Regions from separate parts of the Homo sapiens genome. Here all the other regions are linked to region 3. Evidence: chromatin loops called from intact Hi-C (ENCODE). Cell type or tissue: PC-9. All regions are shown on one strand. Links, peaks and the distances in the headings refer to the core of each region. The heading gives the core; the rest is flanking DNA.

The links. Hi-C counts contacts between places; a loop is a spot of excess contacts. Peaks named below come from ENCODE experiments on the same cell type or tissue, not always from the same donor. Only the 100,000 strongest peaks of a DNase experiment are listed, where the experiment ranks them.
Region 1: a loop joins it to region 3, with 7 times the contacts of the local background. A loop is called at or near these places in 2 of 110 quality-filtered maps.
Region 2: a loop joins it to region 3, with 16 times the contacts of the local background. A loop is called at or near these places in 69 of 110 quality-filtered maps.

Annotation. Positions count from the first base shown.
Region 1 is chr2:38,872,871-38,880,411 of GRCh38, forward strand. It overlaps DHX57 (DExH-box helicase 57), which reads right to left and starts at 3,064. Exons shown (of 24, transcript NM_198963.3): 1 at 2,917-3,064. It overlaps MORN2 (MORN repeat containing 2), which reads left to right and starts at 3,106. Exons shown (of 5, transcript NM_001145450.3): 1 at 3,106-3,240; 2 at 7,309-7,359. The coding sequence starts at 3,183. RefSeq lists an enhancer at 2,273-3,257. In PC-9, for the core only: no CTCF peak of the experiment used is centred there; a DNase peak (open chromatin) is centred at 3,101; H3K4me3 peaks cover 2,351 bases; H3K27ac peaks cover 455 bases.
Region 2 is chr2:39,226,292-39,234,995 of GRCh38, forward strand. CDKL4 (cyclin dependent kinase like 4) reads right to left here. Exons shown (of 10, transcript NM_001397900.1): 2 at 3,074-3,297. The coding sequence starts at 3,241. Among named protein-coding and RNA genes, the nearest start is that of CDKL4, 13 kb to the right of the region's middle. In PC-9, for the core only: CTCF peaks have their summits at 3,746 (motif pointing left) and 3,946; a DNase peak (open chromatin) is centred at 3,720.
Region 3 is chr2:38,943,581-38,952,284 of GRCh38, forward strand. ARHGEF33 (Rho guanine nucleotide exchange factor 33) reads left to right here. Exons shown (of 18, transcript NM_001145451.5): 10 at 321-450; 11 at 7,409-7,541. All of the region lies in intron 2 of LOC105374471 (a long non-coding RNA gene), which reads right to left. Among named protein-coding and RNA genes, the nearest start is that of ARHGEF33, 58 kb to the left of the region's middle. RefSeq lists enhancers at 1-289, 3,457-3,957, 3,958-4,458 and silencers at 3,648-3,942, 3,765-3,951, 4,218-4,337. In PC-9, for the core only: CTCF peaks have their summits at 4,224 (motif pointing right) and 4,427; DNase peaks (open chromatin) are centred at 3,741 and 4,231; H3K4me3 peaks cover 985 bases; H3K27ac peaks cover 1,749 bases.

The DNA.
Region 1 (7,541 bases), core at 1,694-4,193, 72 kb before region 3:
TAGACCTAATAGGTGTCTATAGAACACTCCACCCAACAACGAACTATACATACTTCTGAAGTACACATGAAACATTTTCCAGGATATAGACCATACTAGGTGATAAAAGAAACCTCAATACATTTTTTTTTTTTTAAGACAGAGTCTTGCTCTGTCGCCCAGGCTGGAGTGCAGTGGCACAATCTTGGCTCACAGCAACCTCCGCCTCCCAGGTTCAAGCGATTCTCCTGCCTCAGCCTCCCGAGTAGCTGGGACTACAGGCACCCGCCACCATGCTCCCTGACTAATTTTTGTATTTTTAGTAGAGATGGTGTTTCACCATGTTGGTCAGGCTGGTCTCGAATTCCTGACCTCAGGTGATCTGTCCACCTTGGCCTCCCAAAGTGCAGGGATTACAGGCGTGAGCCACTGTGCCCAGCCATAAACCTCAATAAATGTAAAAAGAAAGAAATAATATGAACTATGTTCTCCAACCAAAATGGAATTAGAAATCAAAAGCTAGAAAAAATTTGGGAAACTCACAAATATGTGTATATTAAACTAGGTCTTCCTAGGTATTCCTTTCTTCAAAATTGCTGATGATTATACATATGTATTCAGAGTTTATCTTAAGTTTGTCTCTCCTTTCTACTCCCAGAAAGCTCTTTGAAAACAAGACTATGTCTATTTTGATTACCACTGTACCCTTAACACAGTGTCTAGCATATGGTAGGAATTCAGTATCTATTTGTGGAATGAATGATTGAAGGTTGAAAAAATGACTTATGTGGGAATGGAGATTTGTTCATCTATTTATTCATTCCACAAATATTTATTGAGCACTTATTATGTGCCAGATCCTGGGGATATAACAGCAAAAAAGACAAAATTTCTGCTTCATGAAGCTTACCTTCTAGAGGGTAACACAGACATTAAACAAATAGATATATATTATAACTTAAGTGCTATCAAGGAAAAAAAACCCCCGAGGCAGTTATTTTAGATAGAGTGGTTGGGTAAGGCCTCTTTGAGATTTTAAAGGACATCCGGAAGAAATTGACAGAATGAGCCATGAAATAGTCATCCCTCGGTATACACAGGGGATTGGTTCCAGAACCCCCATGTATACCAAAATCCACGGATACTCAAGTTCTCCAGTCAGCCCTGTAGAACCTGCATAGAGGAAAAGTTGGCCCTCTGTATGTGGGTTTTGCATTCCAGGAATACTGTCTTTTCTTTTTTCTTTCTTTCTTTTTTTTTGAGACTGGATCTTGCTCTATCACCCAGGCTGCAGTGCAGTGGTACGATCATAGCTTACTGCAGCCTCGATCTCCTAGGCTCAAGCAATCCTCCTGCCTCAGCCTCCTGAATAGCTGGGACCACAGGTGCACCACCACACCCAGCTACTTTAAACATTTTTTAGTAGAAATGAGGTTTCGCTTTGCTGCCCAAGCTGGTCTCGTACTCCTGAGCTCAAGCAATCGTCTCACCTTGGCCTCCCAAAGTGCTGAGATTACCGGCATGAGCCACTGTGCCTAGTTGAAATACTGTATTTTTTTTTTTTTTTTTTTTTTTTTTGAGACAGAGTCTCACTCTGTCGCCCAGGCTGGAGTGCACTGGCGCAGTCTCAGCTCACTGCAACCTCCACCTCCCGGGTTCACGCCATTCTCCTGCCTCAGCCTCCTGAGTAGCTGGGACTACAGGCACCCGCCACCATGCCCGGCTAATTTTTTGTATTTTTAGTAGAGACAGGGTTTCACCGTGTTAGCCAGGATGGTCTCGATCTCCTGACCTCGTGATCCGCCCGCCTCGGCCTCCCACAGTGCTGGGATTACAGGCGTGAGCCACCGCGCCCGACCTGAAATACTGTATTTTCAATCTGTGTTGGGTTGGGAAAAATCCACCTGTAAGTGGAGCCGGGTAGTTCATACCCATGTTGTTCAAACGTCAACTTTACTCACAAAAATGTAGAGTCATTAAAATCTTAACAGGCAAGAAAAATAACAGGTCAAACTGAATTCTGTAAGGTTGTGCACCAATAATTACCTATTATTTCTAAAATTTAGGGAAATGAAATAACAAATCAGTTAGATTAGAACTTCATCTCAAAAACCATGCAGCCCAGGTAAATTTGTGTACTGAGAAACATTAGGAAAAAGCAAGAGGATACTTACGCTGAATCAAAACAAGTTGTCTCACACCAACCCAGAAAATGTTACTTTTACAACTAGATCTGAGATATGCGCTTAACATTTTAAACGAAGATTTACTGACTGTAATGGTGTCCAATACCACTCTCCCAGAGTTTTCAAGGGAATAGGAATTAGGTTGTATAATCCACGTGGTTAGATTCCACTATCTATTCCATCTAGCCCGGGAAGACTCCAACTATCTTTCTTCACCATGGATACAGGGACCTAAGTTTGGCTGTAAGAGTATTCTTTGTTTGATAGCCAAGGCACTGAAAAGTGACTACACACTACTCTCCTCCCAGGCAGATCTCTGACTGATCACAATATATCCAGCTCCATCCAGATATCCAGATCTCGTATCCTTTTTCGAACTCACATCGTCCCCACCCTTCTCCCCAAAAAAGCCACACAGACGGAGTCAGAGAACGGAGCCTGATCCCTTCAATCAACCCCTTAGCCTGCTCCAAGACTGAATTTCACGCCCCGCCCCCCCCGGCCCCAACCTGCAGTTTGAGCGTGGACAACCTCAGCGGCAGAGCCCGCCTTGGTTCGGTATCAGGGCCTGGGATCCTGCTGGTCCAGATTCACCGGCCCCAGGCAGACTGGATGAAACACACTGGGCCGCGATGCTCGTCAGATCCCGACCACTCCTGGAGCAGGAGGCGGCAGACACACTGACAAACAGGGTGACGCGCACACCGTGCGCACAACGCGCATCACTTGTCCGCAGAAGTGGAAGACGTACCTGGCTCGCAGAGTTGGGTCCCGAGCCGGCTGTCGGGAGGTGCTGCCCAAGGGTCAGAGGTCCAAACTGGACTTGGCCACCCTCACGATTCTCACTTGGAGCAGCCCTGCGGTGGCCCAGCTGCAGCGGCACAGTCCCGGCGCCTTCTGATTGGCTCAGCTACAGCCCCTCGCGTATTCGCTTCCGGGTGAGAGGTGCCCGGTCGCCCCAGCAACCAAGTCGCACCTGGAGCTGTCCTAGCGCCTAGTTCTCTCCCGGCCGCAGAGCTGGCCGCCCAGGGGGAGTCGCAGAGTTTGGAAGATCTCTCTAACACCTCTCGGCCAAGTGAGTGTCCCTCCTCCTAACGACCCGGGCAGAGAAGAGCTCCTTTAAGTCGAACTAGCGTGGAGTCAGAACCTGCTTGGCTCCCGGTAACTCCTGTGGGGGTGTGATATATTTCCTGACCGTCTAGCCGAGGGGCACGGGGGAACCCCTGGTCTGGGAATCTAGCTCTGATTCTGTTGTTAATTCGCTGTTGAGACACCCGAGGCGCGTGCCAACCTCCCTGGGCCTCAGTTTCCGCTATGGTGCCGGGTGGTCTCTGTGAGGTTCCCTCTAGCTCTGACGTTCCCAAGTTTCGAATGTAGAACATTTTAGCGGCAATTGAAAACAGTCCAGTTTCTGATATGATTACGTTTAATGCTCTGCTTCATAGGCACTTAACGATTCCTTCCGAAGTGCCCTTCATTCACTAGACGTTCTGTTACTATTAGTACTAAACACGGAGTCGGACAGTGGGGTGAGAAGAGATTTGACTAATCTGCCATCCGTGTCCTGGAGGAACTGGGTGGGATAGGGGATCCCGATACAAAAGCATGGTTTTAATAGAACCTTAAGTACTACAGTAGGAATAGGCCCAGAGTGCCGTGGGGGTTCCTGAAGGAGTCTGAGGTTGACAAGTAATGAGAAGAAAGGCTTTGTGGGAGAGCTCATACCTGAGCTGGGGCTACAAGAATACAATAGCTAATATTTACAGAGTTTAGACACTGGGCTAAGTGCTTTAACTAGATTAGCTCATTTACTTGATTTGCCCCATCTAAGGATGAGGAAACTGAGGCATAAGATAATTATTTGTCCAAGGTCAGAGAAAATGGTGGAGTCTGGATGCAAAGGTAGGTAGTCCGATGCCAGAGCATGAACCCCTAACTACTACACTCTATTTTGCCAACTCTTGAGGATGAATAGCAGTTAACCAGGTAAAGAAGAGAAGGGTGTTCCACCCAGAGTACGGCATGGCATCTGTGGGAAACTACAAGCAGATCTGGTAATCTAGTTAGTTATCATTAGTTAAACACTTAGAAAGTAGCTCTGACGCCTGTAGTTCCAGCTACTTGGGAGGCTGAGGCAGGAGAATGGCGTGAACCCGGGAGGCGGAGGTTGCAGTGAGACGAGATCAAGCCACTGCACTCCAGCCTGGGCGACAGAGCGAGACTCCGTCTCAAAAATAAATAAATAAATAAATAAATTAAATTAAATTAAATTAAATTAAAAAATAAAAAAGAAAGAAAGTAGCTCTGTGTCCCTGCTCTCTTGGAATTTCACATCTTGCAGACATGTAAATAACTAATTAATGAGCACACATGGCAATTTCTGTATACCACCATACTTCACCCTTTATCCACAACCAAATCTTAGAAATTATGGGGAAAAAATAAGCAAACATAACTAAATTCAGATTTTTCTAAGATTTAGTGTTAATTAGTGTCTATATTTAACCCCTAAACGAGATCAGAATTCTAGCAAGATTGCTCTCTATCCTCCACACCATTTCCATATTGATATTACCTGAGTTTTAGTTACAGATTCTTTTTTTTTCTTTTTGAGTTTTTAATTTTGGTGTAGATGGAATCTCACTATGTTGCCCAGGCTGGTCTCAAACTCCTGGGCTCAAGCAGTCCTCCCACCTCACCCACCCAAAGCGTTGGGATTACAGGCATGAGCCACCAGATTCTATTTTTAAAACTTAATTTTTTTTATTTTATTATTTTTTTAAGACAGAGTCTTGCTGTCTCACCCAGGCTGGAGGGCAGGGTGTGATCGGACTCACTGCAGCCTTCACTTCCTGGGCTCAAGCGATCCTCCCACCTCAGCCCCCAAGTAGCATGGACAACAAGCATGCAACACCACACCCAGCTAATTCTTGTATTTTTTGTGGAGAATGGGTTTCACCATGTTGCCCAGGCTGGTCTCGAACTCCTAGGCTCAAGCAACCCACCCTCCTCAGCCTCCCGAAGTGCTGGGATTCCAGGCATGAGCCAGTAATTCATCCTACCAGCGTGCCTGCCAGTTTCCATGATTTTAGATTGATAGTTTCGTTGGATGTAGAATATTAGGTTGAAAATAATTTTGTCTCGGAATTTTAAAGACATAGTGCCATTTTTTTTTAGAATCCACTGTTGCTAATGTCAGTCCTTTGTAGTTTATTGTAGGTAATCTGGTTTTTGTTTGCTTGTTTTTAACTAGCCTAGCTGGCCTTTGGTCTTTATGTCATGAAATTGTACTGTAACCTGTCTAGGTGTGGGATTTTGCTTAGTTCCCATTTGTAGTCCAAGCAGTCATTTTCTTCAGTTCTGAGAAAAATTTGGCTATTTATTCAAATATCCCTTATTCTTTCCCTCTGGAATTCTTATTAGACTGACAGTAGCCTTTTGGATCCACTTTCCATCATTTTAAAATTCTTTGTGCTACTTTCTTTTTTTTTAATTAAAAAATTTTTTTTCCAGCCATCTCACTCACACTTTGTGCTACTTTCTAAGCACATTTTTCAACCTAATGTTCCAGTTCACTAATTTGTTTTCAATTGTATCTATTCTGCTTTTCATCCCTTCTAAGAAGTTTTATTTCACCAATTATATTATTCATTTCCTGGATTGCTAATTGTTTTTTGTTTTTTGTAATCACCTGTTCCTATTTCAAGGATACTAATACTCTCCCTTTCTCTCTGAGGATGTTACAGTTTAAGTCCTCTACCTATTGTGTTAACTCTGTTTCCTCAGTGATGAGCCTCCAAGCCTTTCTCAAGTGGTACCTAAATTAATTTTTAAATTCCCTTGCCCCACCCGTAAAGACTGATTCAGTAGATGTGGGGTAGAGAGAAGAAACTTAGAAGCATCTCAGGTGATTCTGAAGGATGGGCCTGCATACCGTCTCTACATAAGTTTTCTTCAGTATCGGAAAATACAGTTTCTAGTTTTAGTCCAGTAAGTGTCCAGGGATCTGAGGCCCAGAGTCCCCCTCAGTCTTGCGGTCCTCTTTCTTCCTTTTTCACTTGGTCTCCATTCCAGTCTCATTCTGTGTGGACCTACCAGCCCTTCCCCACTTGCTATCTTTATTTTCCATTTCTTCCTATTGCCAATTTAAAGATTCCTCACTCCACCTTACCTCTGTGGGACAATCAGTAAATCATATGGGCTACCAAAGAGAAATAAAAACATATCCACACAAAAATCTGTACACCAATTTTTTTTTTACTCCTAGGAAGCTGTATGTTTTGAAAATGTACATCAGTGTTTATAGCAGTATTATTCATAATGGCCTCAAACTGGAAACAACCTACATGTCCATGAACTGATGAATGAATAAACAAAATATGCTGTTTCTGTACAACATATTTATACAATATACTTGGCTATAAAAAGGAATGAAGTACTGATACACGATGCAACATGGATGAGCCTTGGAAACATTAAGTGAAACGAGCCAGACATAAAGGACCACATATTATATGATTTCATTTATAAGAAATGTCCAGAATAGGCAAATCCCTGAGGCAGAAAGTAGATTAGTGGTTGCCAGGGGTTTGGGGTTGTGGGGTGAGGGGTGTTTGAGGGGAATCATAATGGGTAACTGCTAATGTGTACAGAGTTTCTTTCTGGGATGATTAAAATATTCTAAAATTAGATTGTGATGATAGTTGCACAACTCTGAATATACTAAAAAAATCAAATTGTATTTTTTTAAAGGGTAGATTTTGTGGTGTGTGAATTATATATTAATAAAGCTATCATAATAAATAAATTTTAAAAGAGATCATCTAGGCAAAATTGTTTATTTCCCCGGGACCCTACATTAGACAATGGAAATACCAAGTAATCATGATATGATGTGATCTTGAGAAGTAAGTCCATTTGGATAGTGCTGAAAGCACATTGGGTATAGGTCTTATGACATAAGAATGTTTACACTTGGTTGGGTGTGGTGGCTCACATTTGCATCCCCAGCACTTTGGGAGGCTGAGGCGGGAGGATCGCTTGAGCCCAGGAGTTTGAGACTGGCCTGGGCAATGTAGTGAAACCTTGCCTCTATCGAAAAAAAAGTAAACTTATGTCACTGTTTTTAAATCTTTTAAAACAGCTTCAGAAGTGTATAAGATCAGCTTTATCTTTCCAAATGGAGACAAGTATGGTAAGTATACGCTTCAATTACTTTTTCTGTATAGAAAATTAAATAGCTTAGGAATAAAAAACTGAGACTGTTAAATTTTATAAAACTACTATTAGGATATTAACTTTATTAACTAAAATAACAGAAATCCTAATAGATAAAGAGCTTTTAAAATCAAAATTCCAATGCCTTGGAAACCTATG
Region 2 (8,704 bases), core at 2,444-4,943, 280 kb after region 3:
TTTATGGATTTAAATCCAGTCTGGATTCTAGTGTTGACTCCCAGTAATACTTGTTCCTAACCATCAAATCGGAATAAACTGTCTATTCTAGAAGTCCCCACAATTAGTCTGTGTTTTAAATTTACTTATTTATATTTATATAAATTATATATATTATATATATATTATATATATTATATATATATAATATATATTATATATTTTCAGCATTGTTCTTTGATTCTGTTGTTCTCTCTTATGCATAGATATTTTGTGTGTTAAATTCTATTCCCAAACTGACGCATTTCACAAGACAGCCTCTGTTTAATATCGCAAACCCAAGGAAAAATGCTGATTAGGTAGGACAGACCATCACTACAGCGATTAGATAATTTTATCTTCCAAACTAGGGTAATGGGTAGAAGCCAGGACTATCGTAGGCAAACCAGCACATATGGTCACTCCGTCTGTAACTAGGGTGACCACATAATTCAGCATACACACCAGGACACTTTTTTTTTTTCCTTGCTCTGTCGCCCAGGCTGAAGTGCAGTGGCGCCATCTCGGCTCACTACAACCTCCGCCTCCTGGTTCCAAGTGATGCTCATGCCTTAGCCTTTGCTGTAGCTGGGACTACAGGTGGGTGCTACCACGCCTGGCTAATTTTTGTATTTTTAGTAGAGATGGGGTTTCACCATGTTGGACAGGCTGGTCTCACGTGGACAGGCTGGTCTCAAACTGCTGACCTCAAGCAATCCATCTGCCTCGGCTTCTCAATGTGCTCGGATTACAGGCGTGAGCCATTGGGCCTGGCCACACCAGGACACTTTTGAAAGGGGATGTGAACCAGGCAGGACACTGGGACAAAAACTATAAAGCAGAACTCTCTTGGGCAAATCAGGATACATGATCACTCTTATTCCTAACCCATCTTCCCTGTTGTTTTCCCAGTATAGTAGACAAATCAACTTTCCAAACTCTCTTCCATTTACCCAGAAAGATACTGAGAGAGAACACAGCATTTTGCATATAGTAGAAGCTCAACAAATAACAGGCCCAGTAGAAAATTTTAGGTACAGAGACTCACAATGCATGCCTCTACCTCAGTATCTATTAACGTAAGCATGGCTTGACCAAAACAAATGTCACCCTAAAACTGTGTGCCTGCTGCTCCACAGCTGGGGAAAAGAGAATCCATTATACATTAAAAATATGCCCAGGCTGAGGCAGGAGGATCGCGTGAACCTAGGAGTTCGAGATCAGCCTAAGCAACATACTGAGACCCCATCTCTCTAAGGGAAAAAAAAGAGAGAAGCCCAAAGCACCAAACCAATTTGTTTTCTATGTGCTCCACTGCCTAAAAGAGCAGAAAGGCAAAGAGTGGAAGAGACTAGGTCATCTAAAAAGCCAGTGGCTTTGTGCCGCTGCAAAACCACAGTATGGAAGCAAAGCAGGATCTCTACTAGGGGAGTAAAAGATTTACAGATACTACAGTTTGATGCAATGTCAAGGTTAAACCTGGTCCAATCTCCTGTCTTTGGGTAGGTCAGCAATTTATACCGCCTTTGCAAATGAAGTTAACCTAGCCCAGGAAAACAGTAACTTGCCTAAAGAAAAACAGGTGGTAAGGACAGAGAGGCAAGCAATTTAAATAACAAGACTATGTGAGGAAAGGAAGGTCGACTGATCACAGAAGGAGCTGTTCAGGACCTACATGGACACAACATACCAAAAGCAGAAAGATGGACGTTCTGACATTCTGAGGGCCTTCATCAGAGACCAAGCTGAGTCATAATCAGGCTAGTTTTTACCTTACAGCCTCATTCTCCAGTTGGGCACTTGTAATGCAGAAGGTACTACCTGAGCATTAACTTTATCTGAAGACTTGGGACGGAGAGGCTGACAGGTAAAAGCATTATTTTTATTAGAAAGCCACACTGCTTGGTTCAGACCCGCCCTGCAGCTTAGCTCAGTGAGGGTGCCAGAGCTGGCTAGCTGACCGGCGCGCCCTCTGCTGGCTGAGAGGTAAGAGTGAACTTTTTTTTATCATGATGGATGTGTTCCTGAAGACTGTATCAAGTTATATTTCAAACAAAACCCTAGTGTGTATTAGTTGAGGAAACCTGTGGGAAATAATATTTGAAAATGAGAGAAAACATGATAATTATTAGTGATAATTATTATCCTCCCTTACAAACTGAATTTCTGGGGATTTTCTAAAAACAGACGACGTGTCAAAAATGAAGGTTGCCTGTGTGTCCTTGAAATCACAGGGTCTTGTCACATAATGTGTAGCCCACAAACCAGCAGCTTCCGCACTTCCTGCGTACTCAGAAATGCAGAATCTCGGGCCCACCCCAGACCTCCCAACTCAGAATCTGCATTTCAACAAGGTCCCCGGGGATTCCAATGCATATTAACATTTGAGAAGTGCTGCCCCAGACCTCCGTTTCCTCTGCGGAAAATATGGTTGTTAGATAAGAAGCATCTCTACGGTCGCTTATAGATCTAAAACTGTAAGATATTTAGCGTAAGAAAAAATTTACATTGAGAACTTAGGAATCTTACATGTCAAATCTTATCAGAGTGAAAACAATTATAACAAAAACCTTTATGTAAAAAATGTGTACGTTACCGGGGGTGCTATTCAGTATGTCTAAGAACCTGGGGTGCAGTGCAGGCAGGAACCAACGCATGTCGATGCCTACCAGGGCATTGGTGCGGTCCTGTGGGACTGACTCTCTGTGCCAGGAGGTGCTCTTTTAGTTGCTGGTTGGTAGGGGAAGTATTTGGAGGGATATCCAGAGGAGGGCCAGGGTTGGGGGCGAGCGTAAACACTGGGGTGAGTGGACTTAGGATATTTACTAACAAGAATAAAAGTTCTTTTCAGTATAACAATCTATAGCTGTATTCATACACAGACAAAATCAGAGTGGCCGAAGTCCAAAGTGATAATCAACTTATTACCCAAAGGTGCTGATACAAAGGAATTTAAGTCCAATGGGGGGAAAATAACTTTAAAATTCTTTGCAATTTTAACATGCATATTTCACTCAATTCCATGATATTTTACATATATATAAAGTTAACTTACCTTCAACATACGTATTTCTCTTAGTGCTATTTTCTTAACAACAGGATCATCTTCAGATTCCACAAATTTTTTAACAGCTACTACTTGTCCAGAGGTTTTGTTTCTGCATTTGAATACAACCCCATAAGACCCTTCTCCAGTCTTAGCTAATTTTTCATACTTTTCCATTATAGCTGAAGTGACTTAAATTATTGTATCGATTGACTTGCAGTACAATGCTGCACCTGGAAAATAAGGTAGACTTGCCTTAATCAAGCTATAAAAGACAATGTTCTCACAGGTTATATACAACCAATTTGTCCACATGCCAAAGGTTTATATTCATCAATTAATTGGAAATCCACTTAAAAATATTTGGATATTATTTTGTTAGTTTAGTTTAGTCCTCTGCAGCTCTTCCAGCTATCAAAAGATTTCATATGCTATTTCTGACAATGGTTCTATGTTGACCTCAGTTGAACTAAAAGAATTTGTGGAAAGGAAACTTATCCCATCTATTGTTTTCATTATGCTCAAGCAAACAACTGAAATATGATGCTGTAAAATCCAGCTGAAGGAACATTTCATACTCTGGAATATGCTGTTTATCTTTTCTCTTCTAACCCAAGTGCATACACAATGACTAGGAGGAGTTGTGTAAGAAGACATGGTACAAAAAGTGCTATACTTCCACCTGGTGGAGAGAAGAAAGAGCGTGGGCCATTGAACAAAGCAGTCTTTAAAAACAATAACAGGCCAGGCACAGTGGCTCAAGCCTGTAATCCCAGAACTTTGGAAGGCCAAGGTGGGTGGATCACCTGAGGTTGGGAGTTCAAGACCAGCCTAACCAATATGGAGAAATCCCATCTCTACTAAAAATACAAAATTAGCCAGGTGTGGTGGCACATGCCTGTAATCCCAGCTACTCAGGAGGCCCTTGAACCCAGCTGAGATTGTGCCATTGCACTCCAGCTTGGGCAACAAGAGTGAAACTCTGTCTGAAAAACACAAAACAATAACAGAATCCTTTTAGGGTATTTATTGCTCCTAGCTTTTATTTTCATGGAAGAACAGATTCTTAAGTTCTTAGCCCCAAAAGAAAATAATAAACACAAAGAAAGCATTCATTCTTATGAATTCTTTCACATCTCTAGTGATTTCTATGGAAATACTGGGTTTTTCTGTTTTGTGTCATCCATTCTTGAATGAATGTTTTGGTGACCGAATTAAATATTACATGATGACTAAGGCCAACATATTTAAATAAATCAGTCTAAGAATTAAAAATAGAAAAATTCTAATTAGTCTCAAAAACCCCACCCCACTTTATCCAGCAGAATCTTGTTAATATAACCTAATAACAATTACAATAATAATGGCACTTAACATTGTTCTATACAAATTACATAGAATGTGCACAAATATTCTATGAAGTAGGTGTTATTTTTATCCAATTATACAGATGAGAAAAGACACAGTGAAGGTAATACAGAATTAGAACCCACGGAGTGAGATTTCAAAGAACACAATTTTAATCACTACATTACACAGCCTCTCAGTTAAGTGCAAAAGAATGCATAATTCAGCCAGGCATAGTGGCTCACACTTGTAATCCCAGAACTCTGGGAGGTCGAGGCAGGTGGATCACCTGAGGTCAGGAGTTCGAGACCAGCCTGGCCAACATGGTGAAACCCTGTCTCTACTAAAAACACCAAAAAATTACCCGGGTGTGGTGGCACAGGCCTGTAATCCCAGCTACTTAGGAGGCTGAGGCAGGAGAATCTCTTGAACCCTGGAGGTGGAGGTTGCAGTGAGCTGAGATCGCACCACTGCACTCCAGCCTGGGAGACAGAGCAAGGCTCCATCTCAAAAACAAAAACAAACAAACAAACAAACAAACAAAAAGAATGTATAATTCGAAGAACCACTTTATCCAGGTCTTGGTATTAACAAAATGTCAAGTGAAAAAGTTGACTACTTGTAAATTTCTCTTGTTTCAAATGAGTACACATTTTTTAAAACTTCTCTAATAATATTGTCTTTTCCAACTACAGATTATCTCAATGGTGAAAGAAATAATCTACTTCCACTTGCCACCATAAAAATATACAATGGAGAAAAATGTTTACCTGGATATAATGACTACTGACATACTATTTTTTACAGTGCTGCTTTTTTGAGGGGGAATGAATTCGATTTCCTCTCTTATTAAAGAAAGAAAATTCAAGCATACACACTCAAGTAACACATGGAAAATCCATCACAGATTATGTTCTGAAAGCCCTATTAGTTATACTGTATTTTTACCTATGTATTATTATTTTAAAGATATTTAGATGTGAGCATGCATACATTTGCATAGTAATAGATGGCTGGAAAGAGAGTAGGAGAAACTGGGAATTTGCTTTAGAAAGTTATTGGCATCTGGCTGGGAGCATTGGCTCATGCCTGTAATCCCAACACTTTTGGAGGCTGAGGTGGGAAGATCACTTGAGCCCAGGAGTTTGAGGTTACAGTGAACTATGATTGTACCACTGTATTACTTCCTGGGTGACAGAGTGAGACCCTGTCTCTAAAATAAAATGAGATAAAGTTATTGGTATAAAACTTTATAGATTTGTTAATTTAACCTACTTGATAAGTACTACAGTCATTGGGGGAAACTATAAATATGACAAGAAGCTTAATTATGAAGTTTTAATGTATGCATTATTTTATTATTTCCCTCTAGGTAGTTGATTTGATCTATTGATGTATGTTTTTTCTTTTTTCTCAACAGATTCAGTAACGACTGATTCCTCAGACTAATATTTAGATCTCATAATCACATCAACCAAACTGCTAAATACAATAAAATAAAGCTCCAGGAAATAGTACTTCACCTAGTAACCACTCAATATTTCTGTTTTCAAAAGCCCTACTATATGTTCATGGAAAATGAGTCTGAGTATGCAAGCAGGAATTAGACCAATGCCTGTAAATTCCTTTGTGGAATTTACAGCTCTAATTCCAGCTTACTAGGATTATAACAGAGTTTCTGGAGGCAGTAATTCCTACTCTCTTATTTGAGATCCAGACCAACTATCCAACTGCTTGATGAGTATCTCTACATGAATGGACAGAATCATCTAAAAATTGGAACATTCTAAACCAAATGCCTTCTCTTCTTTCTTATCCTCTGTCCATACCCAATGTTCACAAACATGCTCCACGTTATGCCTAAATGGCTTGTCAAGGTACATGTGGTGGGGGGCTTTGAGGTAGCCAAGGACAGTGACTGCTGCCTAAACCTAATCTCCTCATACATCTTCCACAAAGCAATACAAATCAACCAGGACAAATAAAACCACATAAATCCAGTGCCTTCAATATAACAAGAAGACACAGGACTCTACAAACTTAGGTAGAAAAGCAAAGCCTAGCTGGGCGTGGTGGCTCACTCCTGTAATCCCGGCACTTTGGGAGGCTGAGGCGGGCGGATCACGAGGTCAGGGGATCGAGACCATCCTGGCTAACACGATGAAATCCCATCTCTACTAAAAATACAAAAAATTAGCCAGGCATGGTGGCACGCGCCTGTAGTCCCAGCTACTCAGGAGGCTGAGACAAGAGAATTGCTTGAACCCAGGAGGCGGAGGTTGCAGTGAGCCGAGATCGTACCACTGCACTCCAGCCTGGGTGACAGAGTGAGACTCCATCTCAAAAAAAAAAAAAAAAAAAGAAAGAAAGAAAGAAAAAGAAAAGAAAAGCCTAAATTCTGGAGGGGTTATCTCTTGAGCTCCCACTGTAAACCTTGGCAGAACGCAAAGATATGAGAGGGGTGAGATCTAAAAAGCTTTAAGAAAGACAGAAGAGTAAAAGAAGGGCCTAAGAAAGACTTAAGATCACCTCCTTCCCAAAGAGAAAACACATCACAAGTGTAAAAATACCCTAAGTGTGTCCTGGTAGATCAGAACACTCACTACAAGGAAGGGGTGTAAAAGTAACATGGGTCTCAAGGTGGCACTAGTCAGTGTGGCACCATTTTTGGGGAATAAAAGGACAAGAGGGAAGGGAAAGACATCTGTTGGAGACTGGACAGTGAAGGGAAAAAGAAGCGAGAAGGATACATTTGGCATCTTGCAAGACAAAAGAGAATTCTGAATTGAAGGGCATGCGAATCCTCCCATCACCACTAAGACAGGGAAAAAGTGTCATCAATGAAAGAAACTGCATTTTACTACAGTGACAGAAAACACTCTCTTGGCCTAGGATGATAGTCAGTTACTAACAGCCAAAACCTGCCCAAGAAATGAAACAAGGGAAAGCCGTCCCCATACATGCTATTATTGTCAGAAAAAAGAAATGAGAACCCAAAAATTTCAGTTAATGAAAATCATTTACAAAAAAAAACACACAAAATCTAACCATGAAGCAAAAGAAAACTAACACAAACACTTCAAACTGATTTAAATATCCTCTCATAATTTGGAGATACGAAAAAGCCACAATGAATCAGATATTCAAATCACAAGTGGACAAAAATTATTTAAGAAGATATATATATATATATATAAATTTTATTTTTACTTTTTTTTTTTTTTTTTTTGAGACAGAGTCTCGTTCTGTCACCCAGGCTGGAGTGCAGTGGCACGATCTCGGCTCACTGCAACCTCTGCCTCCCGGGTTCAAGCGATTCTCCTGCCTCCGCCTCCTGAATAGCTGGGACTACAGGCGTGTGCCACCACTCCCGGCTAATTTTTGTATTTTTTAGTACAGGTGGGGTTTCACTGTGTTAGCCAGGACGGTCTCGATCTCCTGACCTCATGATCCACCTGCCTTGGCCTCCCAAAGTGCTAGGACTACAGGCGTGAGCCACTGCACCCGGCCTATATTTTCACTTTTTTCTTTTGGCTATTGATGTGTAGATTTGGATAAAAAGATATAAAAAGATAGTTGATTGAACTCAGAAAAGAATAATCAGAAAAAGACAAAATCATCTCAGAAATGACTAAATTATGAGATGCTGATAGGAGAATAGATTCAAGTGAAAATTTGATTGGGGCATTAAAGAAAGGCAGAACAGTAATTATGAGAATTAAAATGAAGAAAAAAAGGTAAAAGTTTAGACAGAAAGTTGAAATGGAGACAGGAAAAGAAGTCCGAACGTATGTACAACTGGAGTCCCTGAAGAAGACAAAACAATGAAACAGAATCAATAGTTGAAATAATAATCCAATAAAATTTTCTGGAAATAAAATAAAATCTAATTATATCTATTGAAAAGGCCCATTAGGTAGTTGGGAAAACTGACCCAGAACAACGAACTCCAAGACATATTTGAATAAAACAATCAAAGATAAAGAGAATACTCTCTGAGCCTCCAGACAAAAAGATTAAATAAGTGTGAGAGGATTAGAGTGACATCAGACTTATCAAGAGCAATATACATTACAAAGTAACAGTGCAGCAGCATCTTAAACTCAAGGGAAAATGAAAATCAAGGATTTTATATTCAGCCAAGGTGTGTCCTTCAAGTGCAAAGCTATAGATAAACATTTAAAAAAAATTTTTTTTTTTTTTTGAGACAGGTTCTTGCTCTGTTGCTCAATCTAAAGTGCAGTGGTGCAATCATGACTCACTGCAGCCTTGACTTCCCAAGCTCAAGCAATC
Region 3 (8,704 bases), core at 2,724-5,223:
ATACTTTCAATGATTGCTCCTGCTTTCAGCATTGTCCCTTATTTGCACTATCTATATTGCCCCTGGTGTCTCCAATCCTTGAGCTTTCCAGATGCTTCTCAGCAGATTTTCCAGCTGCAGATGGGGACACCAAGACTTCGTGCCCTTTGCTCTGCTGAATGAATTACTGCGCCTCCATTCTGCTTTCTACCTTTCAAAAACTTGCAGATGGTTTTTTTTTTATTGCTTTCAATATCCTTTTATCACTTTTATTGCTTGCATTTAATGGGATTTTAGGAAGAAATGGTTAATATCAAGTCCTCTTTGGTTTGTTTCTAAAGCTAAAAGACAGACTGTGGCCCTGGAACTGCTTGAATCTGAAAGAAAATATGTCATTAACATCTCTCTGATCTTGAAGATAAAAGCCACATTCCAGGGGTCAGATGGAAAGAGGAATTCCAAAGAGAGAAGGTATCCATGCACTCATTGCCTTTGCTTTTCAGATTGATTAGGATTTAAGGTAAGTGGTTTATTGTTTCCACTTTGGGATTTCTGGGGCCTATGAAGAGTTCCAGAAATAGTCTTTGAAAAGAGAAGAGGCAGTGATGGCAGATGTCTCAGTTCACTTTGTGCTGCTATGACAGAATATCGTAGACTGGATAACTTTTAATGAACAGAAATTTATTCTCTCACAATTCTGGAGACTGGGGAGTCTAAGATCGAGGTGCTGGCAGATTGAATCTCTGGTTCCAAGATGGCACTTTGTTGTTGTGTCTTCCAGAGAGGAGGAACATTGCAGCCTTACATGGCAGAAGATCAGGAGAGAGCAGGAGAACCCACTCCCTCAGGCCCCTTTTGTAGTGGCAATAATCCATTCATAGTGCGGAGCTCTCACAACCTAAACACCCACCATAGGCTCCACCTCCCAGTACTGTTGCATTGGGGGTTAAGTTTCCAGCACATGAATTTTGGGGGACACATTTAGATCATAGCAATAGGGAACCCCTGGCAAGTCTTAAACTTAGATTTTCATCAATGTAAGAAAATGAGTATAGTCTCCTGGGCCTTCAGGGTCTCTAACATGTCTTTTAAAAACTTAAAGGGGGAACAAATGCTACAGTGAGGGAGGCGTTGGTCTCTGTTGCCATCTGCATGGAGTCCCCATGGGTCACAGGTCTCTTAGAAGCACAAGAGAATGAATGTGTGGCAAACCGAAGCACTCAGTGGCCATTAGAGAAATGACACAGGGCTGATATAACTCTGGACCTGGGCCTTATTATTCATGTGGGTGATCTTATGGTACTGAGTAATGCATGGGTGTGTGTGTGTGTGTGTGTGTGTGCGCGCTCATAGGGTCTGCCACCTGTTGTAACAGCACGCTTTCCCAATGCCGCAACACTCCACCTATATCTGTTCATAGTCTAGATTTTTTTCTGTTTCCCTCTCTGTTGAGAGAAAGCAGGAAGGAGGAAAGTAAGACTTGGTGAAAAAGATTAATGTAATGAATATATAATAATCCAGAAAAATTGAAGAAAAGGCCAATCCAAAAGAATGGAAAGTCTGGATTATGGACTACTGTGGACATATGTGGCATTATTACTTTAAACATTCCATTGGGTAATATACACTGGTGGTTCATAAATTCTGAATCTACCCAGGGAAGCCCCTAATTATATTTTCTTGCTCCTTACCATCCCCCCAAATCTATTTGACTTGGTGGCTGCCAACAATACACTCAAAACACACGCTGCCCTCCTACCTAAATGACCGAGTGAGGCACTACTCCCTGACAAACCCACGAGTGGCCTATTTTCAAGAGTTATTTTACTACAAAACAGAGGTAAACCAAATATGAAGCAACAAGAACAGAAAGGCTAAGGTGACCCAGCTAAAGCTGTGACCATCTGGACTGGGCCTCACCTCTCAGATACTGCCTAGATTCTCAGCCATCCTTCCTTCCCTATCTGGCCCTTCCAGTTCCCCCTCCTTGACCCTCCCAGCTGCGCTGCAGGCCTCTGGAAGTCTCTATGGGCTCCAGCTGTCTTGCTGTTGCCAAAGACCTACTCAGTTTATGGTAATGAAATCTAAAGGCGGTGTACCCTTTGGTGTGGCTTTGCTTCCACATAGAAAATTCTAAGCCAGCAGCGTCTCTTCTTAGTCTGAAAATCTGGGGAGGCGGGGTAAGTCAGGGAAAAGAGAAAACTGTTTACTGTGGAAGGGAGTAGTAAGCAGCTGCTCTGCTAGGCACTTGATTCGTAACTTCACGAAATATTTAGCAGAACCCTGTGACCCCTACCTTACAGACGAAGGAACTAAGGCCCAGAGAAGCTTAAAGCCGCAGAACCAATTAGTGCCGGGATTCAAACGCAAGCCTGCCGGACCCTGTAGTGTGTGCTCTTATACATCATACCACTTCCCCAAAGCCACTGGCTTCATTAACTGCAATGTGTAAAGTTTCTCAGAGAGCCAGAAGGATACAGTTGTCTCTTCCTATTTCAAAATTCAGTCTTCCCTCTTGAACAGCCTGTACGTTTTTACTTCAGATCTCAGTTGATTTGTTAAGTCTGCTACATATGTTGTCTAGCCCTTGTTGCAAGCCTCCAGCAGGCGGGAGGTCATAGGGGAGAGACCAGACCCTGCAGAAGATTTGGGTAGATAAAGAGAAGGCCCTTATTGACTTGCTGCCACTTCCTATTTTTCTAAATTGTTCTCTTATGACCCATCACTGGGAGGAAGGAGTAGATCTCTCCCTCAAATCCTACGAGATTGAAAAATTAAAGCTATCATACAATCCTCTATGAAAGTAAGATCATAGTTATTTCAAGATATCTGCGATAATGCTATTCATGTTAGTTATTTGCTAGACTAACCTTCTTTTTTCTTTGCATGGACCAAGCAGAGAAAAGCTTCAACCCCACCCTCTTCGTTAGTACTGAATATGAAGTCTCTGGTTCTGAGCTTGGTGGTACTGCCGTTTTTCTATTTTAGGGTTAGATTTTCATTATCCTCCTCCACTCATTATCTTTCTTCTTTAAAGCTTTCCTGAAACCTCTGTGTGTACTTTATTTCTTTCTTTATTTTTTTGAGGCAGGATCTCACTCTGTTGCCCAGACTGGAGTGCAGTGGCATTATCTCGGCTCACTGTAACCTCCACTTCCCGGGTTCAAGTGATTCTCCTGCCTCAGCCTCCTGAGTAGCTGAGATTACAGGCACACACCACCATGCCTAGCTAATTTTTATATTTTTAGTAGAGATTAGGTTTCACCATTTTGGTCAGGCTGGTCTCGAACTCCTGACCTCAAGTGATCTATCCACCTCAGCCTCTCAAAGTGCTGGGATTACAGGTGTGAGCCACTGTGCCCAGCCTTTGTGTGTACTTTAAATAGACCAGCTGAAGGAAATACAAAGCAGAATGAAATTGTTCCTTTTCTCTATCGGCATTTTTCTCCATGCAAAGATGAAAATAAGTATATTAACATTTACTATCGGCATTTTTCTCCATGCAAAGATGAAAGTAAGTATATTAACATTTACTAACTTTCCCATCACAAACCACAAACCTTCAGCACTTTTTACCCCATTGGAAAGTAAGTTGGGATGCAAATAACCTCCACTGCAAGTACAACTTGACATTCAAGCCTGAGGTGGCCACATCTTCTCCAACCTATTAAATAAAACCTTAGGTTTTTCCTAAAGAAAAGTGAGTCACTCAAGAGCTTCCTCAGCCTGTTTGAAGCCAGCCGTGCCCCTGGCTGAAAGGGCTGGAAGTTGCAGGGGCACATTGCTGCTGGCTGAAACCTGGGCAGAACTTGAGGGCTATGATTCATTTGTTTGTTTTGTTTAGAGACAAGGTCTCTGTCTGTCGCCCAGGCTGGAGAAGGGTGCAGCGGCCCAGTCACAGCTCACTGCAGCCTCAAACTTCTGGGCTCAAGTGATCCTCCCACCTCAGCATCCCCAGCTGGGATTACAGGCATGAGCCACCCTGTGCTCTTATACATCATACCACTAACAGCTACTTTTTCAGTTTATTATAAAGACGGTGTCTTGCTCTGTTGCCCAGGCTGTCATTTGTCGAAGGATCACAGAAGTTGGAGTTCTGGGCTTTTTGGCTCTGACTCACCTAGGTAGAGCCACAGCCTCAGGATCACAGTTCTGTCTGAACACTTATGGAGGGAGCAGTGATCAGCTCAGCAGGATTGTCAATTAGCCTTGTAAGCTAAACTCCAGTGCTGTGTCCACCAAGAGCTCAACAAGCTTCGTGCTACAGATCACCACCAGGTGGCACACGTTTAATGATCATGCCCATCCAGGGTGGCGGGAACCTGCTACTGCCAAGCTCAGGAGTTATTTTGGCCTCATTCTGGGCTGACAAAAGCTACATTATTAACCTCAAACTATAACTGGATTTTTCTTTCTTGCTTTTAGTGTATTTCCCTCATTGATTAAGTACTATATTGTTAGGAGATAAAAACTTTGAAGGCTTTAGAAATAATAAACTACTAATGTTGCCAAAATTTCATCCCAGTAAGGAATAGGAAAAAAAAAAAGCTGAGCTCTGAATACTTCGTCTTCATGAAAAAGTTGCTTCTGGGCGTCAGGTCTGGCGCCAGGCAAAAGAGTGAAACAGGTTAAGTGTGGCTTGTACTTGCCATCTTTCTCCCTTTGCTGTCTGTCTTCTGATTTCACACTCCTCCCTAATTTCAAATAATACCCTTGTTAAATTTTTTTAAAAGGTTTAAAGCCCGTTTTCAATGTTTCGTATAGAATCCACTGTAGGTCATTGTTTTTCATGTAACTTATGTGCTTCCACAATGCTTGATGGAGGCCTTAGCCTTCTCCAACCCCACCCTGAAATCTCAAACAGTCATCCCGGTGGGCAGTCCAGGAGGAGATTGGTACCAGCTCTCCCATTCTCCAAGTACATTGACCACAGTGTAGCAGAATGCAGCTCTCTGGAAAGAAAGGGAGAAGGAAGGAAGAAAGGGAAGGAGAGAGGGAGGGAAGGAGGGAGAGAGGAAGGGAGGAAGAAAGGGAGGGAGGGAGGAAGGGGAATGAAGGAAAGAAAAAGGAAATCGATAATCCAAGACATTTTATATACATATATGGACAATTCTTCACAAAGTCAGATCTTCCCATGGTGCCCTAATATCTTCCAGGGTCACACCAGGACTATTACACAAAGTCATTTACAACCACTGGGTAGGAAGAAATCTTTTGCACCTAGATCTTTGGCTGGTGCAGCATTTTACACTTTCAGTACAATCAGTTGTGTTTTTCTCCATCAGGTTTATGGTCTTCTCCCAGTCAGTATACCCCGTAGCTACCCCTCCAAATTCCCCTCTGATCTGGACAGGGATTTCTTTGATCTCCTAAACCCACTGTTCCATTGTAAGCGCTCAGGTCAGGAGGCCTCTCCTCTTTTGTACCTGTAGGGGATCCAGGCACAGGAGGTGGAGGGAGTGGAAGATGGGAGTGGAAGTCTTCCTCATATCCTTTCATAGGGGGCTAGGTACCCTATTCTCGTGTTTGTGTGTCTCCTCTGAGCTACAGTCACAGAGGTCACTTTGCTTTGCTTGGAAATGAGTTGAAAAAAACCTCCTCTCGATCTGGCATCCTTCCTATTGTTCCAACAAAGGTTTGCTTGTTGGGAAAGCACCCCAGTTGTCCACGAGTTTACTCTCATTTGACCCTGGGGAAATATTCAAGTAAGTTCAGATCAACCAGACCATCTCTTTTCTGTTTGTTAAACTTGCGGTGCTGAAAGCATAAAGGAACCTACCTTAAGTCACCAAGTTAGAGCTCCAATCCTTGCTGTAACCCAAAAAAACTCTGCTTCTTTTTATTTTTTTCTTCCTCTTTTCTATAGGCCTCTAATCACATCACTCTTACCCAGCTAGTCCCCCTTCCTCTTCCTCCCATGATTCTCTATCTCTCCTCTCCACCCCACCCTTCTCTGACGTCTCCCTTCTTCCCTTCCTTACTTCTGAAAAAGGGAAAAAAAAGAAAAAAGGAGGTACATTGCAAGATGGAGAAGAGAGGGATGGAAGGGTAGAAAAAGTGCTTTGTAAAATTCCAGGGAGTAGCAAGCCAGGCCTGGTCAGTAGCTGTGTTAGGCCGTTCTCACATTGCTATAAAGAATAGCTGAGACTGGGTAATTTGTAAAGTAAAGAGGTTTAATTGGATCACGGTTCTGCAGGCTGTACAGGAAGCACGATGCTGGCATCTGCTCAGCCTCTGAGGAGGCCTCAGGAAACTTACAATTATGGTGGAAGGCGAAGGGGAAGCAGGCATGTCACAGGGCGCAGCAGGAGCAAGACAGAGAGACGGGAGGCGCTACGCACTTTTAAACAGCCAGAATTCATGAGAACTCACTCACCATCACTATCACTTGGTGGGACAGTAGCAAAAGGGATGGTGCTAAACCATTCACGAGAAATTCACCCTCATGATACAATCACCTCTCACCAAGCCCACTTCCAACACTGGGGGTTACATTTCAGTATGAGAGTTGGGCAGGGACACACATCCAAACTGTATTAATAGCCTACCCAGACAAGACTGTCCTGGCCCAGTATTCCTCTTAGAAACTGAAGAAAAGGAAAAAAGAAACCCTCTGATACCCTACAACTCCCTGAGCTTTTTAGTTGCCAACTTTAAACAAATTTTCCTACTTACCTAAATAGCAGTCTCCTACTGGTAGCTGAGAATGGTCTTGTAGATGCCACCTCAGTGCTGCATCTACAACACTAATTAGAATAGACTATTTTGCACATCAAATAGGAATAGCTCTAAAACATTGAAAAAGGTATCCCTTAGAATTTCCACTGCGTGTCATTTAAATGAGCATGTAAAAAGGTCTTTCAAGTGATGTGCTCTTTATTTATTTGTATTTTATTTATTTATTTATTTTGAGACAGAGTCTCGCTTTGTTACCCAGGCTGGGGTGAAGTGGCGTGATCTGAGCTCACTGCAACCTGTACCTCCCGGATTCAAGTGATTCTCCTGCCTTAGCCTCCCAAGTAGCTGGAATTAGGTGCATGCCACCATGCCCAGCTAATTTTTGTATTTTTAGTAGAGATGGGGTTTCACCATGTTGGCCAGGCTGGTCTCGAACTCCTGACCTCAGGTGATCCGCCCAACTCCCAAAGTGCTGGGATTACAGGTGTGGCATGCCAGGCCTCTTTATTAGTTCAATACACATTTGTATAGAAGCCATTAGTAAAGGTTTTTTTTGTTTTGTTTTGTTTTTCTGTAGTCGGGATATCTGCTATTAGGTGTGCAATGAAAAACTTTAAAAAATCCTTAATGCAGGCCTGTGACTCACAGTATGTTGGATGGCTGGGAGAATGGGCCCTGCTGCATGTATTTTTGTAGGGTCCTTTCTTCTCTACACCTTGTTTGTGTGATTCCGTCTCTATTCTGTTTCAAGCCTCTTCCCTGGCTCTTTACGGTACCTCGTCCAGCAGCACCTGGATCTGCTTCACGCACTGCAGGAAAGGGTCCTGAAGTGGCCACGCCAAGGCGTTCTTGGAGATTTATTCCTTAAGTTAACAAATGACGAGGTAAGGTTTTTTCTGCCCCTCTATACATTTTACTTATACGGATTTGTGTCTCATTTGTCTACTTCTCTTAATAGAGAATCTAGAAGCAGTGAATTTCACAGCTAGAACCACTGAGATCTAGTCTAACTTTCTCATTCTACATACAGATCATGGAATGATTCAGAGAGATTTAAAAGCCTTGCTGAAATCACCCCGCTAGCTAGGTAGTTGGAGATGTGTGACTTTCAGAGGCCTAAGTTAGGTCTTCTGACTTCTAGTTCATAACTTTCCACTGTATTATAACTGCCTCCATTGAATACGCATGTCGATGTGTGTATGTATTGTGTGTGTGTTTTTATATAAATGTATGTATATATATTTGTGGGCCGGGTGTGGTGGCTCGTGCCTGTAATCCCAACACTTTGGGAGGCTGAAGCAGGAGAATTGTTTGAACCCAGGACTTCAAAACTAGCTTGAGCGACACAGCAAGACCCTGTCTTTATTAAATTAAAAAAAAAGTATATATACATTAAAACATGTATATATATGCATCTGTGTATATATATACACAAATATATATGCATCTGTGTGTATATATACACAAATATATATATACACACATGAGATATATACACACACATGCATATATATATACACATGAGAGTTTGTATATACATGTGTATTTTCACACACAATTTTCATTCCTTGGAGATTTTTTAAAAAATGTGATGGGTGGCTATTATCTTGAATTTTGCAATCTCTACAATATCCTACAAAGAAAATATGATCCAAGCCAGAGGCTGCAAACTCAAATGCCTATGGGGCCAGACAGTGGCATAAATGAGTGAAGTGAACACAGTATGGACTGGTGTGAAGTGTGAGCTGCAGTGGAGCAGCTGTGTTGTTCTACAAGGAATAGCTACTCAGCTTTATCCAATCATTATGCAGGAAAAAAGGACTAGAGTTGCCAGAGCTTCTGATATTTTAAGAAAAGCTGGAAATCCAGAATTTTGTGGGAAATTTTCTTATTTTTAAAAGATTGTGTGGGCTAATTAAAATTGGTCTGCAAGCCAGACTTTGCCTGAAATCAATTTCTGTGTATCAATTATTCTCAACTGTGGATAACAATACAAAGTTTACAAATTATTTTCTTCTACAGACTAGAGTGCATATAATGTACTAAT